Regions from separate parts of the Homo sapiens genome. Here region 1 is linked to region 2. A link is an interaction called in ENCODE POLR2A ChIA-PET data of the cell type or tissue named here. Cell type or tissue: GM12878. All regions are shown on one strand. Region 1 holds the start of GP1BA (glycoprotein Ib platelet subunit alpha). Region 2 overlaps RABEP1 (rabaptin, RAB GTPase binding effector protein 1).

Region 1 (8,000 bases), 370 kb before region 2:
CGTGAAATCCTAGGAGGAGTACACTTGTCCGTGATTAGGTCACACCCCTGGGCTAGGCTCAGGTAATAAGGCAACCGTCCAATGGGTTCACCTTGCCCGCTGCCTAGACAGAGCCGATTTATCATGATGGGGGAATTGCGATAGAGAAAGAGGAATTCACACAGAGCCGACTGTGTGGGAGGCCAGAGTTTTACTGTTACTCAAATCAGTCTCCCTGAGCATTCAGGGATTGGAATTTTTAAGAACAACTTGGTGGGTGGGGGAAAGCCAGTGAGCCGGGAGTGCTGATTGATCAGGTCAGAGATGAAAATATGGGAAGCTGAAGCTGTCCTCTTGTGCTGAGTCAGTTCCTGGGTGGGGGCCACAAGATCAGATGAGCCAGTTTATTGATCTGGGTGGCGCCAGCTGATCCATCAAGTGCAGGGTCGGCAAAACGTCTCAAGCACTGATCTTACGGGCAGTCCAGGGAGGGTCAGAATCCTGTAGCCTCCAGCTGCATGACTCCTAAACCGTAATTTCTTTCTTTTTTTTTTTTTTTTTTTTTGAGACAGTCTTGCTCGGTCGGCCAGGCTGGAGTGCAGTGGCGCGGTCTCGGCTCACTGAAACCTCCGCCTCCCGGGTTCACGCCATTTTCCTGCCTCAGCCTCCGGAGCAGCTGGGATTACAGGTGGGAGCCACCACACCCGGCTAATTTTTGTATCTTTAGTGGAGATGGGGTTTCACCACGTTGGTCAGGCTGGTCTCAAACTCCTGACCTCAGGTGACCTGCCCACCTCGGCCTCCCAAAGTGCTGGGATTACAGGCGTGAGCCACTGCGCCCGGACTCCTAAACCATAATTGGTAATCTCTTGGCTAGTTTGTTAGTACTACAAAGGCAGTCTAGTTCTCAGGCAAGAAGTAGGTTTGTTTTGGGAAAGGGCTATTACCGTCTTTGTTTTAAACTATAAACTCTAGGCCGGGTGTGATGGCTCACGCCTGTAACTATAAACAATAAACTAAGTTCCTCTCAAAGTTAGTTCAGCCTATGCTCAGGAAGGAACAAGCACAGCTTAAAGCTTAGAAGCAAGATGGAGTTGCTTAGGTTAGATCTCTTTCACTGTCTCAGTCATAATTTTGCAAAGGTGGCTTCAATAACAGGAAGAATATTAGGGAAGGAACTTATTTATTTATTTATTTTATTTTGAGACAGGGTCTCACCCTGTCACCCAGGCCGGAGTGCAGTGCTGCAATCATGGCTTTCTGCAGCCTCGACCTCCCGGGCTCAAACAGTCCTCCTACCTCAGCCTTTTGAGTGGCTGGGAGGTGGAGAGAGGAGGACTGCTTGAGCCCAGAAGTTCAAGACCAGCCTGGGTAACATAGTGAGACCCTGTCTCTACAAAAAATTTAAAACAATAGCTGGGCATAGTGGCACATGCCTGAGGTCCCAGCTACTCAGGAGACTGAGGTGGGAAGATCGCTTGAGCCTGGGAGGTTGAGGCTGCAGTGAGCCATGATGGCACCACTGTATTCCACCTGGGTGACAAAGTGAGACCCTGTCTCAAATCACACCAAACCAAGCACACAAAAAAACACAAAAACCTATCTCCGAAGTGGCACCACATCCAGATGGTTTTTTTTTTTTTTTTTTGAGACGGAGTCTTGCTCTGTCGCCCAGGCTGGAGTGCAGTGGCACGATCTCGGCTCACTGCAAGCTCTGCCTCCTGGGTTCATGCCATTCTCCTGCCTCAGCCTCCCAAGTAGCTGGGACTACAGGCGCCCGCCACCACGCCCAGCTAATTTTTTTGGTATTTTTTAGTAGAGATGGGGTTTCACCGTGTTAGCCAGGATGGTCTCGATCTCCTGACCTCATGATCCGCCCGCCTCAGCCTCCCAAAGTGCTGGGATTACAGGCGTGAGCCACCGTGCCCAGCCTCCAGATGGGTTTATAGGTGAACTCCACCAATCTATGTAGAACAGAAAATCCCTATCTATAACTGTTCCAGAGAATATAGTTTTCCAATTTATTTTACAAGGCTAGCATAAACTCTGATCATAAAACCAAACAAACAGAAAAACAGACAAAGATCCCCAAAAGAGATCTATAAGCCACTCCTATTTTCTAACTTAGAGGCAAAAGTCCTAAATAAAATATGAGCAGGCTGGACGCAGTGGCTCATGCCGGTAATCCCAGCACTTTGGGAGGTCGAAGCAGGCTGATCACCTGAGGTCGGAAGATCAAGACCAGCCTGATCAACATGGAGAAATCCAGTCTCCACTAAAAATACAAAATTAGTTGGGCGTGGTGGTGTATGCCTGTAATCCCAGCTACTTGGGAGGCTGAGGCAGGAGAATCACATGAACCCAGGAGGCGGAGGTCGCCATGAGCCGAGATCACTCCATTGAACTCCAGCCTGGGCAACAAGAGCGAAAAAAGAGATCAAGACCATCCTGGCCAACATGGTGAAATGCCCTCTCTACTAAAAATACGAAAATTAGCCCGGCGTGGTGGTGTGCACCTGTGATCCCAGCTGCTCGGGAGGCTGAGGCGGGAGGATCGCATGAGCAGGTTGCAGTGAGCGGAGATGGCGCCGCCGCGCTCCAGCCTGGGTGAGGGTCAAAAAGAAAAAAAAAAATCAACAGCCTCTGGGCTCGGGGTCCTTATTCAATTTCATGGCTTCTCTCCAGACAAACTCCCACCTCACTTTCTATACTACCTCGTCTTCCCCACATTTTCCAATACCTTTGCAGCGGGCAAATTATATAAATGGCAAATCTATGGATTAACTGCATCTGGCTTAAGTGTCTATCCCTTGTCCGGTCACCAGCTGGAAGCAGATAGGGGCAGGCTCAGGCGGCTGCATGGAGCTCCTACTGGGGAACAGTGCAGGGCCACATTCTCATCACAGAAGGGGCAGTGGACCAACAGGCAGGGCATGGTGTCTGACTTTCTGTAATAGACATTTAACCTGGTCTTCGGAAGTCAGAAAAGGCTTTCCAGAGGAAGGAATTCTGAGCTGGAACTTGCCAAATAAGTAAAAGTTAGGCAGAAGGGGATAAGGGTTGAAGAAAAAGTTCAGGCACAGGAGAGAATGATCAAGAGTAAGGGCAGAGTGGGAACAGATGGGGCTGGACAGGCAGGCAAAGGGGAGACCTTGCAGGACCCTGCAGGCCATGTTGGGAACTTTAGACTTTCTCCTGAGATCTATGAGGAGCCATTGGTGAATTTATTTATTTATTTAGAGACAGAATTTCGCTCTTTCGCCCAGGCTGGAGTGAGGGGGTGTGATCTCAGCTCACTGCAACCTATGCCCCCTGGGGCTCAAGCTGTTCTCCTGCCTCAGCCTCCCTAGTAGCTGGGATTACAGGTGCCGGCCACCACGTCTGGCTAATTTTTTGTATATTTAGTAGAGATGGGTTTTCACCATGTTGGCCAGGCTGGTCTCAAACCCCTGACCTCAGGTGATCCACCCGCCTCGGCCTCCCAAACTGCTAGGATTACAGGTGTGAGCCACTGTGCCTGGCCCATTGGTGGATTTCAAGCAGTGGAAGGATATGAGCAAATGTGCAGTTCTGAAAGACCACTCCAGTGGAGAATAAAGAGAAGAAAGGGAATTGGGAAGTTGGGAGACCAGCAAGGAGGCTGTTGCAGGGAAGCAGTAGCGAGAAGATGGTGCCCTGGGCAGGGCATGGTGGCTCACGCCTGTACTCCTAGCACTTTGGGAGGCCGAGGTGGGAGGATCGCTTGAGCCCAGGAGTTTGAGACCAGCCTAGGCAACAAACAAATGTTTTTCTGTCTCTAGAAAAAAATTTTTAAATCAGCCAGGTGTGGTGGTGCATGCCTGTAGTCCCAACTCCTTGGGAGGCTGAAGCAGGAGGATCCCTTGGGTCCAGGAGTTTGTCCTTGAGTGAGGCATGATTGCGCCACTGCACTCCAGCCTGGGAGACAGAGCAAAGGAGACCAGCCTGGACAACATGGTAAAACCCCGTCTCTACTAAAGATATGAAAAATTAGCCGGGCATGATGGCGGGTGCCTGTAATCCCAGCTACTCAGGAGGCTGAGGCAGGAGAATTGCTTGAACCCAGGAGGCAGAGGTGGCAGTGAGCCGAGATGGAGCCATTGCACTCCAGCCTGGGAGACAGGGCAAGACTCCATCTCAAAAAAAAAAAAAAAAAAAAAGAAGAAGAAGAAGAAAGGAGGAAGAGGAGGAAGAAGAAGAGGAGGAGGAGGATATGAACAAGAAACAACAACAACCTTGGACTAGGAATGCTGGCAGGATGGTGTGGATGGAGAGTAGATTTGAGAGAGACGGGAGATAAAATCACCAGGACTTGGTGATGGGGATGAAAGACGGGAGACGTTAGAGATGACTATTAGGGATTTTGTTTGTGTTGACTGAATGGTTAGGTAAATGAGTGGATGATGGTGCCACTCACCAGGCTGAGCAACACAGGAGGAGAAGCCATTTGGAGAGAGATGGTGAGTTCAGCTTTGAACATATTGTTTTGGTGTCTGTGGGACATCCAAGTAGAGATGTCCAGAAGGCAGCTGGACATATGTGCTTGTGTCTCAGGAGAAGGGTCTGGACTAGAGACATAGATTTGAGAGTCATTAGGTTGTAGGTGGTGGTTGAAGGCAAGGGAATGGATGAGGATAATCTCAGGTGGTTGCATAGCGTAAGAAAAGAAGAGAATGCCGGGCGCGGTGGCTCATGCCTCTAATCCCAGCACTTCGGGAAGCCAATGTGGGTGGATCACTTGAGATGAGGAGTTCGAGACCAGGCTGACCAACATGGTGAAACCCCGTCTCTACTAAAAATATAAAAATTAGCTGGGAATGAAGACAGCCTAAGCACAAACTCTGGGGGCAGTTTAATTGTTCAAGAAGGGGAATCTATGAAGGAGACTGAGAAGGCCCAACCAAACAGGTAAGAAGAAAACCAAGAAAATTACAGGGTCATGTGTCACAGAGGCCAAAAGGAGAATCCCAAGGGGCGAGTGGCCATGGGTATGCAGGCTGCCGAAATAAAGTAAGATCACAGTGGAGAAGTTTCCCATGGATGTAGAGGAGGGAGAGCATTAAAGACCTTGGTAAGAACCGAGTCAATGGAGTAGCAGGGGAAAGAAATCAGCATAGACTGGGGTGAGAAGGCAGAGAGAAAGGTGGGAGAGAATTAAAAGTAGGCAACTCTCAGAATGCAGCTGTGAAGAGGAAGAGAAGCGGGCATCTGGAGAGGTTTTTTTGTTTTTAAGATGGAGTTTTGCTCTTGTCACCCAGGCTGGAGTACAATGGCACGATCTCGGCTCACCGCAACCTCTTTCCACCTCCCGGTTTCAAGCGATTCTCCTGCCTCAGCCTCCCGAGTAGCTGGGATTACAGGCATGCGCCACCACGCCTGGCTAATGTATTTTTAGTAGAGACAGGGTTTCCCCGTGTTGGTCAGGCTGGTCTCGAACTCCTGACTTCAGGTGATCCGCCCGCCTCAGCCTCCCAAAGTTCTGGGATTACAGGCATGAGCCACGCGCCCGGCCCTGGAGAGGTTTTTAAAAGATGGCAGAAGGCTGTTTGGAGGAGTCCACCCCCATCTCCCCTGTGTAAAAGGAAAGCGGAAGAGAGAACCACAAAGAGGGCCTGGGGGAAAGCCGTGGAGTGAGGCGATAAGGGCTTGTGTCCAGGGGATTCCCGGTCACTGGAATCCCTATCAGGCCTGCATTTCCTCCTCACCCCCATCCCCTTCCTTGCCACTGGCTTAGTCCTCCATGGGGCTAGAAGAGAGAAGGACGGAGTCGAGTGGCACCCTAGAAGACGCTCTGTGCCTTCGGAGGTCTTTCTGCCTGCCTGTAAGCCGGGGTTGGTGCTGGGGCAGGAGAGGGGTCTGAGGGAGGGGAAAGAGCCAAGGACCTGGAGCTAGTAGTTTTAAGTTCTGCAGGCAAGGGTGGGAGATGGGAGTAGGGAGGACAGGAGGTGTGGATGCTGTTTCTGGAAGCGAAGCTGCAGGGGGAAGGGGGCTGGGGCCTGGGGGGATGCTTCCAGGGGATGCAGGGGGATCCACTCAAGGCTCCCTTGCCCACAGGTCCTCATGCCTCTCCTCCTCTTGCTGCTCCTGCTGCCAAGCCCCTTACACCCCCACCCCATCTGTGAGGTCTCCAAAGTGGCCAGCCACCTAGAAGTGAACTGTGACAAGAGGAATCTGACAGCGCTGCCTCCAGACCTGCCGAAAGACACAACCATCCTCCACCTGAGTGAGAACCTCCTGTACACCTTCTCCCTGGCAACCCTGATGCCTTACACTCGCCTCACTCAGCTGAACCTAGATAGGTGCGAGCTCACCAAGCTCCAGGTCGATGGGACGCTGCCAGTGCTGGGGACCCTGGATCTATCCCACAATCAGCTGCAAAGCCTGCCCTTGCTAGGGCAGACACTGCCTGCTCTCACCGTCCTGGACGTCTCCTTCAACCGGCTGACCTCGCTGCCTCTTGGTGCCCTGCGTGGTCTTGGCGAACTCCAAGAGCTCTACCTGAAAGGCAATGAGCTGAAGACCCTGCCCCCAGGGCTCCTGACGCCCACACCCAAGCTGGAGAAGCTCAGTCTGGCTAACAACAACTTGACTGAGCTCCCCGCTGGGCTCCTGAATGGGCTGGAGAATCTCGACACCCTTCTCCTCCAAGAGAACTCGCTGTATACAATACCAAAGGGCTTTTTTGGGTCCCACCTCCTGCCTTTTGCTTTTCTCCACGGGAACCCCTGGTTATGCAACTGTGAGATCCTCTATTTTCGTCGCTGGCTGCAGGACAATGCTGAAAATGTCTACGTATGGAAGCAAGGTGTGGACGTCAAGGCCATGACCTCTAACGTGGCCAGTGTGCAGTGTGACAATTCAGACAAGTTTCCCGTCTACAAATACCCAGGAAAGGGGTGCCCCACCCTTGGTGATGAAGGTGACACAGACCTATATGATTACTACCCAGAAGAGGACACTGAGGGCGATAAGGTGCGTGCCACAAGGACTGTGGTCAAGTTCCCCACCAAAGCCCATACAACCCCCTGGGGTCTATTCTACTCATGGTCCACTGCTTCTCTAGACAGCCAAATGCCCTCCTCCTTGCATCCAACACAAGAATCCACTAAGGAGCAGACCACATTCCCACCTAGATGGACCCCAAATTTCACACTTCACATGGAATCCATCACATTCTCCAAAACTCCAAAATCCACTACTGAACCAACCCCAAGCCCGACCACCTCAGAGCCCGTCCCGGAGCCCGCCCCAAACATGACCACCCTGGAGCCCACTCCAAGCCCGACCACCCCAGAGCCCACCTCAGAGCCCGCCCCCAGCCCGACCACCCCGGAGCCCACCTCAGAGCCCGCCCCCAGCCCGACCACCCCAGAGCCCACCTCAGAGCCCGCCCCCAGCCCGACCACCCCGGAGCCCACCCCAATCCCGACCATCGCCACAAGCCCGACCATCCTGGTGTCTGCCACAAGCCTGATCACTCCAAAAAGCACATTTTTAACTACCACAAAACCCGTATCACTCTTAGAATCCACCAAAAAAACCATCCCTGAACTTGATCAGCCACCAAAGCTCCGTGGGGTGCTCCAAGGGCATTTGGAGAGCTCCAGAAATGACCCTTTTCTCCACCCCGACTTTTGCTGCCTCCTCCCCCTGGGCTTCTATGTCTTGGGTCTCTTCTGGCTGCTCTTTGCCTCTGTGGTCCTCATCCTGCTGCTGAGCTGGGTTGGGCATGTGAAACCACAGGCCCTGGACTCTGGCCAAGGTGCTGCTCTGACCACAGCCACACAAACCACACACCTGGAGCTGCAGAGGGGACGGCAAGTGACAGTGCCCCGGGCCTGGCTGCTCTTCCTTCGAGGTTCGCTTCCCACTTTCCGCTCCAGCCTCTTCCTGTGGGTACGGCCTAATGGCCGTGTGGGGCCTCTAGTGGCAGGAAGGAGGCCCTCAGCTCTGAGTCAGGGTCGTGGTCAGGACCTGCTGAGCACAGTGAGCATTAGGTACTC
Region 2 (8,000 bases):
TCCATGTTGCCCAGGCTGGTCTTGAACTTCTGGGCTCAAGCCATCTGCCTGCCTTGGCATCTCAAAGTGCTGGCATTACAGGCATGAGCTGCTGTGCCTTGTTCATTTTCTTATTAATTTATAAATATTGGCCAGGTGTGGTGGCTCATGCCTATAATCTCAGCAGTTTGGAAGACTGAGGCAGGTGGATCCCTTGAGGTCAGGAGTTCGAGACCAGCCTGACTAACATGAAACCCCGTCTCTACTAAACATACAAAAATTAGCTGGGTGTGGTGGTGCGTGCCTGTAATCCCAGCTACTTGGGAGGGTGAGGCACGAGAATCGCTTGAATCTGGGAGGTAGAGGTTGCAGTGAGCCGAGATTGCACCATTGCACTCCAGCCTGGACAATAAGAGGGAAACTCTGTCTCCCCCCTCAAAAAAAAAAATCTGTATATCTTTCTCTCTATATATATCTCTTTGTATATAATATCTTCATAGACATTGGCCTTTGTTTTTTATTTGTTACAGATATTTACAGGTATTTTCCATGTTTTTTCTTATTTTGGCTTTTGGGGTAATTTATTTTTTTGAGACAGGGTCTCTCTCCATCACCCAGGCTGGAGTGCAGTGGTGTGATCACGGCTCAATGTAACCTTGACCTCTCACCTCAGCCTCCTGAGGGCCCTATAGGCACATGCCACCATGCCTAGGTAATTTTTGTATTTTTTGTACAGACAGAATCTCCCTTTGTTGCCCTGGCTGGTCTCAAACTCCTGGGCTCAAGGGATCCACCTGCCTCAGTTTCCCAAAGTTCTTTGATTACAGGTGTGAGCCACTGCATCTGGCCATTGGGATAATTTTTGTTATAAAGAAATCTAAAATTTCACTTGGACAAACTTATTGGTAATATTTTGACATTTTCAAAGATGTTCTCTGTCGCAAAATCAATTAGATAGCTGCTCATAACTTATGTTGTTAGTGTTTAAATTTATTTTTAAACAGTGGCCAATTTTTTTCTACATCATTTCAATTATTAAGTTGTTTCTATGTGAGCTGTTTGTCAAGTTGGATCTTCCACATCTTGCACTTGTCATTAATTTTCTTTCTATAATTATTTTATAATTACAGATAAAATTTATATTGCCCATTGCAGACAACTAAGAAAATGCAAAAAAAGTGTAAAGTGAACAGTCAGCAAAGACAGTTTATTAACACTTTGGTATACAGTTAGCCCTCTGTATCTGCGGGGTCCACTTTCATGAATTCAACCATCTGGGGATTGAAAATAAACCCTTTGGGAGGCTGAGGCGGGGGAATCATGAGGTCAGGAGTTCGAGACCAGTCTGACAAACCCTGTCTACTAAAAATACAAAAGTCAGCTGGGCGTGGTGACACGCGTTTGTAATCCCAGCTACTCAGGAGGCTGAGGCAGGAGAACTGCTTGAACCCGGGAGGCGGAGGTTGCAGTGAGCTGAGGTGGCGCCACTGCACTCCAGCCTGGGTGACAGTGAGACTCCAACTCAAGAAAATAAACCAATAAAACAATAAGAATACAAATTAAAAAATGCAGTATGACAACTATTTACATAGTATTTACATTGTATTAGGTATTATAAGTTATTTAGAGGTGATTTAAAGTACATGGGAGAATATGCATAAGTTATATGCAAATACTACACTGTTTTATATAAGGGACTTGAATATCATCAGATTTTGGTATCTGAGAGGTCCTGGAACCAATTTCCCTCAGATACTGAGGGAAAACGGTATTGTCTTTTTTTTTTTTTTTTTTTTTTTTTTTTTTTTGAGATGGAGTCTCGCTCTGTCACCCAGGCTGGAGTGCAGTGGCGCGATCTCGGCTCACTGCAAGCTCTGCCTCCTGGGTTTGCGCCATTCTCTTGCCTCAGCCTCCCGAGTAGCTGGGACTACAGGCGCCTGCCACCACGCCAGGCTAATTTTTGTATTTTTAGTAGAGACAGGGTTTCATCACGTTAGCCAGGGTGGTCTCGATCTCCTGACCTTGTGATCTGCCGGCCTCGGCCTCCCAAAGTGCTGGGATTACAGGCGTGAGCCACCGTGCCCGGCCAACGGTATTGTCTTTTTAGAGTTTCATATGTATAAAATATGTTTAAAAAAAAACGTAAAAATTTGATAGAAAATTACAGTACTTTTATAGCATGTTTTTTCCCACTTAAATGAAGAGATGTTCATGATGTATTATTAAATAATGTTATTTTTGAGGACAGATGCGGTGGCTTACACCTGTAATCCCAGCACTTTGGGAGACCGAGTCGGGCAAATCACCTGAAGTCAGGGGTTCGAGACCAGCCTGACCAACATGGTGAAACCCCGTCTCTACTAAAAAAAAATAACAAAAATTAGCCAGGCGTGGTGGTGCACACCTGTAATCCCAGCTATTTGAGAGAGGCTTAGGCAGGACAATCCCTTGAACCCAGGAGGTGGAGGTTGCCATGAGCTGAGATCATGCCACTGCACTCCAGCCTGGGCAACAGAGGAAGATTCCGTCTCAAAAAAAAAAAAAAAGTTATTTTTAATGGTATGTAACAATAGTATTCTAATGTATGGATTCCATAATAGGTTTAATTAACCCTCTTAGTAAGTATTGTTTTTATTTTTTTCTATTTCAAAGGACACTGCGGCAAACATCCTGATACATGTGTCTCTAAATATTTAGCCAAATACTTCCCTCTGCTAAATCCCTGTTCTGTCAAAGTTTACATACATTTAAAATTTGATACTTTTGATACATTTAAGTTTTTATATGTTCTTTTGTGTCATTAGGAATAACTGTCTGAGACCAACTGGAAAGCCAACCCCTAGTAGCTTCAAAAGTGAAGGGTTCAGTTTTTCTGTGTGTTACACGTTCACAAGTAGAGCATTCTAAATTTGGTTCAGCTGCTCAAGGATGTCAAAGATCTGAGTTTCTTCAGTTTTCTGCTTTCTTCCTCTGTGGGCCTGTTTGCCACATCATTATTTTTTGTAGATTTAGTTCTGATTTCTTTTTGGGACTATTTATTCCTTTAAATCTTCTACTGTTTTCTTAGTTACATTTGTTGGGTTCTCTACTTCAGGCACATGGATCATCCTTATATTGGATAGTCTGTTTCTCATAGCTGTTTCCTCTCTAATTCCTTTACTTTTCTTTAAAATTCACTGAGATTATCTCAGGTCTTTTTGATGTGTTTAACAAAACGGATTGCATTAATGGATTTCTGGATGTTTGTTTTTGCGCACTTCAGATGAACTCAACTTGGTTGTGATGGATTGTTATTGTAGTATGTAGCTAGATCTGATTTGCTAAGGTTCGAGAATTTTTGCGATTATATTCATAAGTGAGATTGGCTTGTAGTTTTCCATTTTGGTACTGCATTGGGTTTTGGTATCTTTTTTTTGTTTGTTTAAGGCAGAGTTTCATTCTTGTTGCCCAGGCTGGAGTGCAATGGTGCTATCTCAGCTCACCACAACCTCCGCCTCCAAAGTTCAAGTGATTCTCCTGCCTCAGCCTCCCAAGTAGCTGGGATTACAAGCATGTGCCACCACACCCGGCTAATTTTGTATTTTTAGTAGACTGGGTTTCTACATGTTGATGAGGCCGGTCTCAAACTCCCAACCTCAGGTAATCCACCCGCCTTGGCCTCCCAAAGTGCTGGGATTACAGGTGTGAGCCACCGTGCCCAGCCTGGTTTTGGTATCTTGATTATACTAGCTTGGTAAAACGGGAAACATTTCATTTTTTTCTATGTTGAGGACAGTTTAAGTAGTATAGAAAATATTCTCTGAACATTTGATAGAATTTATGTTCTCTTTCAAGATTCATCTTAACTTGTATAGCTATTGCATAATTTATTTTGTCAATTTTATTTTCTTTTTGTTTTTGGTTGGGGTGGGCAAGGTCTCACTCTGTAGCTCCAGCTGGAGTGCAGTGGTACAGTCATGGCTCACGGTAGCCTTGACCCCGTGGGGTCAGTTGATCCTCAACCTTCTGAGCAGCTGGGACTACAGGTGTGCACCACCACATCTGGCTAATTTTTTATTTTTTGTAGAGAAGAGGTTTCACCATGTTGCTCAGACTGGTCTCGAACTCTTGGCTCAAATGATCTGCCTGCCTCAGCTTCCATGAGTGCTGGGATTACAGGCGTGAGCCACTGTGCCCAGCTTTTTGTTAGTTTTCTATTGTTAGATATTGACTTTTTCCGAATGTTTTGGAATTTTAACTGATACTGCAGTCAATATTCTTGCAATTATGTCTTTATACATATCTATGATTATTTCCTTAGGATAAATTCTTGGTGGTGAAATTGTATAATGACCTTTAGTTGAGAACCACTGGTTTATGACAAAATGCTTTAGGATACCCCCTTTACCATTCTGATATAAAATTGTACACAAGACTTTTTTAAAAACCCCAAAACCTAACAGCATAATGCCTTTATTGTAAAGGAAAATAATTTGTAATTAATACAGATTGCTTACAGATTTCAACGTATAAATGAACAGTGTGACTGCATAAAAGAAGAACATCCCTAGGAGGTGGTATTACACCGTTTACAACTTCTGCTCATGTGACTCATGAATCTCCTCTATTAAACACCTGTAATCATGGGGAAATCCAGCTAGGCCTTGGAACCAGGCAGGTCAGTGTTTGAATCCAGCTCTGCTACTTACTAGCTGTATATCAATAGGTTAGCTTAATCTTAGAATGTTTCTGCATCTGTAACTGGGGTGATAATGCCTATTTTATGGTTTGGTTTGAAAATTTAATGAGCCAGTGTATAAAATAACTTGCCTGATACTCCATGAAGAGCTATTTGTGAATTATTTAATCCTTACTACAAAGCTAGAAGATAGTCCTATTATTAGTCCCCCTTGTTACAGATGGAGAGAAGGAACCAGCTTAGTGGGAGGGCTGGGATTCAAACCCTAGTTTAATTCCAGAGCCTGTGCTCTCAGCTGTTATGCTCTATGGCTTCTCATATAATAGTTGATAAATAGGCAATGGATACTTGATTGTTAGCTCAATTACACATTTCATTTTCTGTAGCTTTAATCAAGAGTTTCCTCCCAAGTGTTAACATCAGCGTTCTTTCCTTAAGACTTCTCTTTCCTCTTGGTTCTTGTGTTCCCTTCCTGAGACATACAGTTAATCTCCTTCATCCACATGTAGGCAGATAGCTATTTATTAAAAATTCTGTTCCCTCTCTGTGTATGACCTTGCTATTTCGGAAAAGCCCATAAATAATGCAGCCAACTTTCCTTGTAAATAAAATATAACCCTGTGTTTTTATTATTTATTTAGAAGAACTTTTCTTCTGATAAGTAACCCCCACTGTAGAGTTTATAGCTAATGTGTAGCCTTTTTATAACCCAAGTGTAGGGAGATAAGGAATTACATCTACATTTTAAAATTTTCTATGTTACAATCAAGGGAAGAGTATATATAGGGAATTTGATTCGTTTTACGGTATAATTAAATATGGTTCTAAGAGGTGTTTTTTGTTGCATTAGGCTTTTTTCTTGTAAATGATAGAAATCTTAAGACTATTCTAAACCAATTACTGTTTATATTAGAGGAACTGGTAATAACCAGAGATTATGATATTCTTTATGAATAGTTCTCCACTCTGAATTGTGTGTGTATGTGCATAATGCCTCGTTATATCTTCATATGGAGCTTCTTAAACACTTAAAAATATTAGTATGTAGAGTCACCACCTTCCATGTGTCATGATTCTTAATGTATGGCCAGTCTCACGTATAACTCCCACCTCCTCCAGGATTTTTTTTTTTTTTTTTGAGACGGAGTCTCGCTCTGTCGCCCAGGCTGGAGTGCAGTAGCGAGATCTCAGCTCACTGTAACCTCCGCCTCCCGGGTTCATGCCTTTCTCCTGCCTCAGCCTTCTGAGTAGCTGGGACTACAGGCGTCCGCCACCACGCCCGGCTAATTTTTTGTATTTTTAGTAGAGATGGGGTTTCACCGTGTTAGCCAGGATGGTCTCGATCTCCTGACCTCGTGATCCGCCCGCCTCAGCCTCTCAAAGTGCTGGGATTACAGGCGTGAGCCACTGTGCCCGGCCTCCTCCAGGATTTTAAACTAGGAATCTGTGATTTTATTTGGAAATATTTCAGTGTATGTGTAAACGTACCACAATGCTATTATAACACCTAAAACCAGTTAACAGTAACACCAAATATCCATTCTGTGTTCACATATTCCCCAGTTGTCGTGCGCACTTGTGTGTGTGTGGAGGGGGTGTGGTGGGAGGAAGTTTCAGCCTACCACACTGATACCCAAACTGTCTCATTTTTGGCCAGTGTGTGGCCTCTTTACATTGACTCCTAAATCTTTTTATATAACCTTAACAGACAAGATGTTCCAGGCTTATCTTGTACACTTCCTGCCCTGGACCTGGAATTGGTCCTTTTTCCTAAGGATCCCTAGTTCCTTTTAGTGGGGAATGTCATTTAGAGAACACAGTCTGGGTACTAGGTGTGTAGCAGGTTTTTTTTTTTTTTTTAAGCAGTTTTACTTAAATCACTATTATCACTATTATCCTTAAACAGAGAACACTGGGCATCATTTAATCTTTTATTGAGGACTTAGTATTATGGAAGTTAGTTTTGGTACTGAGCGGTAAGCTAATGAGTCCCTAGGGCCACTGAAGTGTGTTTTCAGTTAGTTTTGTTTGCCCTTATATTACGTGGTTCTGAATTCATTTTTAGTCACGGTTTTATTTTTGCCTTGTGACCCAGTCCTCTCTGCTGTCATTGGGGTTTGTTTCTCATTTACAGGGCTATTCAAGCTGCTCTCTGCACTCATTTCTTTTTCTTTTTTTCTTTTCTTTTTCTTTTTCTTTTTTTTTTTTTTTTGGAGGCAGAGTCTCTCCTTGTCGCCAGGCTGGAGTGCAATGGCGTGATCTCGGCTCACTGCAACCTCTGCCTCCTGGGTTCAAGCGATTCTCCTGCCTCAGCCTCCTGAGTAGCTGGGACTACAGGCTCCTGCCACCATGCCCGGCTAATTTTTGTATTTTTAGTAGAGATGGGGTTTCACCATGTGTGCCAGGATGCTCTTGATCTCTTGACCTCATGATCTGCCCACCTCGGCCTCCCAAAGTGCTGTGATTACAGGCATCAGCCACCGTGCCTGGCCTACACTCATTTCTAAACTGCTTTTTCTCTCTGATTGGACTCCAGGCAAAACTGAGGGTTATATTAGGAGATATGACTGGGTCTTATAGAGTATAATATGCAGTTAGATGGGAAGGAAAATCTACCCAGCTAAGCATTCAAGTGCATGAGTTTTTCATTTCTGTTAAGCTTGAAGGCTGTTACATTACATTTTGTTGCCAGGCCTCCTTAGGCTTCTCTAGACTGTGAAAGTTTCTGTGACTTTGGTTTGATGATCTTGCCAGTTTTAAGAAGTACTGGTCAGGTATTTTGCAGAATGTCCCTAAATTGGGATCTGTGTGATGTTTTTCTCATGATTAGACTGACATAGCGTCTTGGGAGGAAGAGCACATGGGTAAAGTATCGTTTTCTTTGTGTCACATCAAGGTTACATACATGGCTTATCAGTGATGTGTAGCCTTGACCACCCCTACTGAGGTAGTATTGGTCAAGTTTCTCTCTCTTTCTTGGGGTGCAAGCGGGGGGACCTTTCTATACTGTACTCTTGAGAAGGAAGTCAGTATGTGCTCCCCCATCCCCGTATGATGTTATGAAATCAGCCAGGTTGATCGTAAGCAGATTTTTCAAGTGTTTCCTACCCTCTAACTCTTGTTAATTCCTTGTAGATGTTTGTTATTATTGTTTAATCATTGCTTAGCACCCTATGAGCAGTCTTTAAGAGTATGGTAGTGGGAGTGACAGTATGTTTTGCCCAAGCTTCTTGGTTGCAAACAAAACAATTTGTCCTGTCTGGTCTAAGCAGAAAAGGTATTTTTGAGAAGATATGAAGTTGCTTACAGAGTCATTGGGAGGGCAAGGGAGAGAGATTCTAGA

The links. Peaks named below come from ENCODE experiments on the same cell type or tissue, not always from the same donor. Only the 100,000 strongest peaks of a DNase experiment are listed, where the experiment ranks them.
Region 1: POLR2A ChIA-PET joins it to region 2 with 5 read pairs; 3 of 35 experiments call an interaction of 5 or more read pairs at or near these places.

Annotation. Positions count from the first base shown.
Region 1 is chr17:4,926,548-4,934,547 of GRCh38, forward strand. It overlaps GP1BA (glycoprotein Ib platelet subunit alpha), which reads left to right and starts at 5,730. Exons shown (of 2, transcript NM_000173.7): 1 at 5,730-5,818; 2 at 6,052-8,000. The coding sequence starts at 6,058. RefSeq lists an enhancer at 7,776-7,995. In GM12878, a CTCF peak has its summit at 7,919; a DNase peak (open chromatin) is centred at 7,845; H3K4me3 peaks cover 335 bases; H3K27ac peaks cover 875 bases.
Region 2 is chr17:5,292,879-5,300,878 of GRCh38, forward strand. All of the region lies in intron 1 of RABEP1 (rabaptin, RAB GTPase binding effector protein 1), which reads left to right. Among named protein-coding and RNA genes, the nearest start is that of RABEP1, 15 kb to the left of the region's middle. RefSeq lists a silencer at 6,603-6,652. In GM12878, a CTCF peak has its summit at 4,543; a DNase peak (open chromatin) is centred at 6,727; H3K27ac peaks cover 1,242 bases.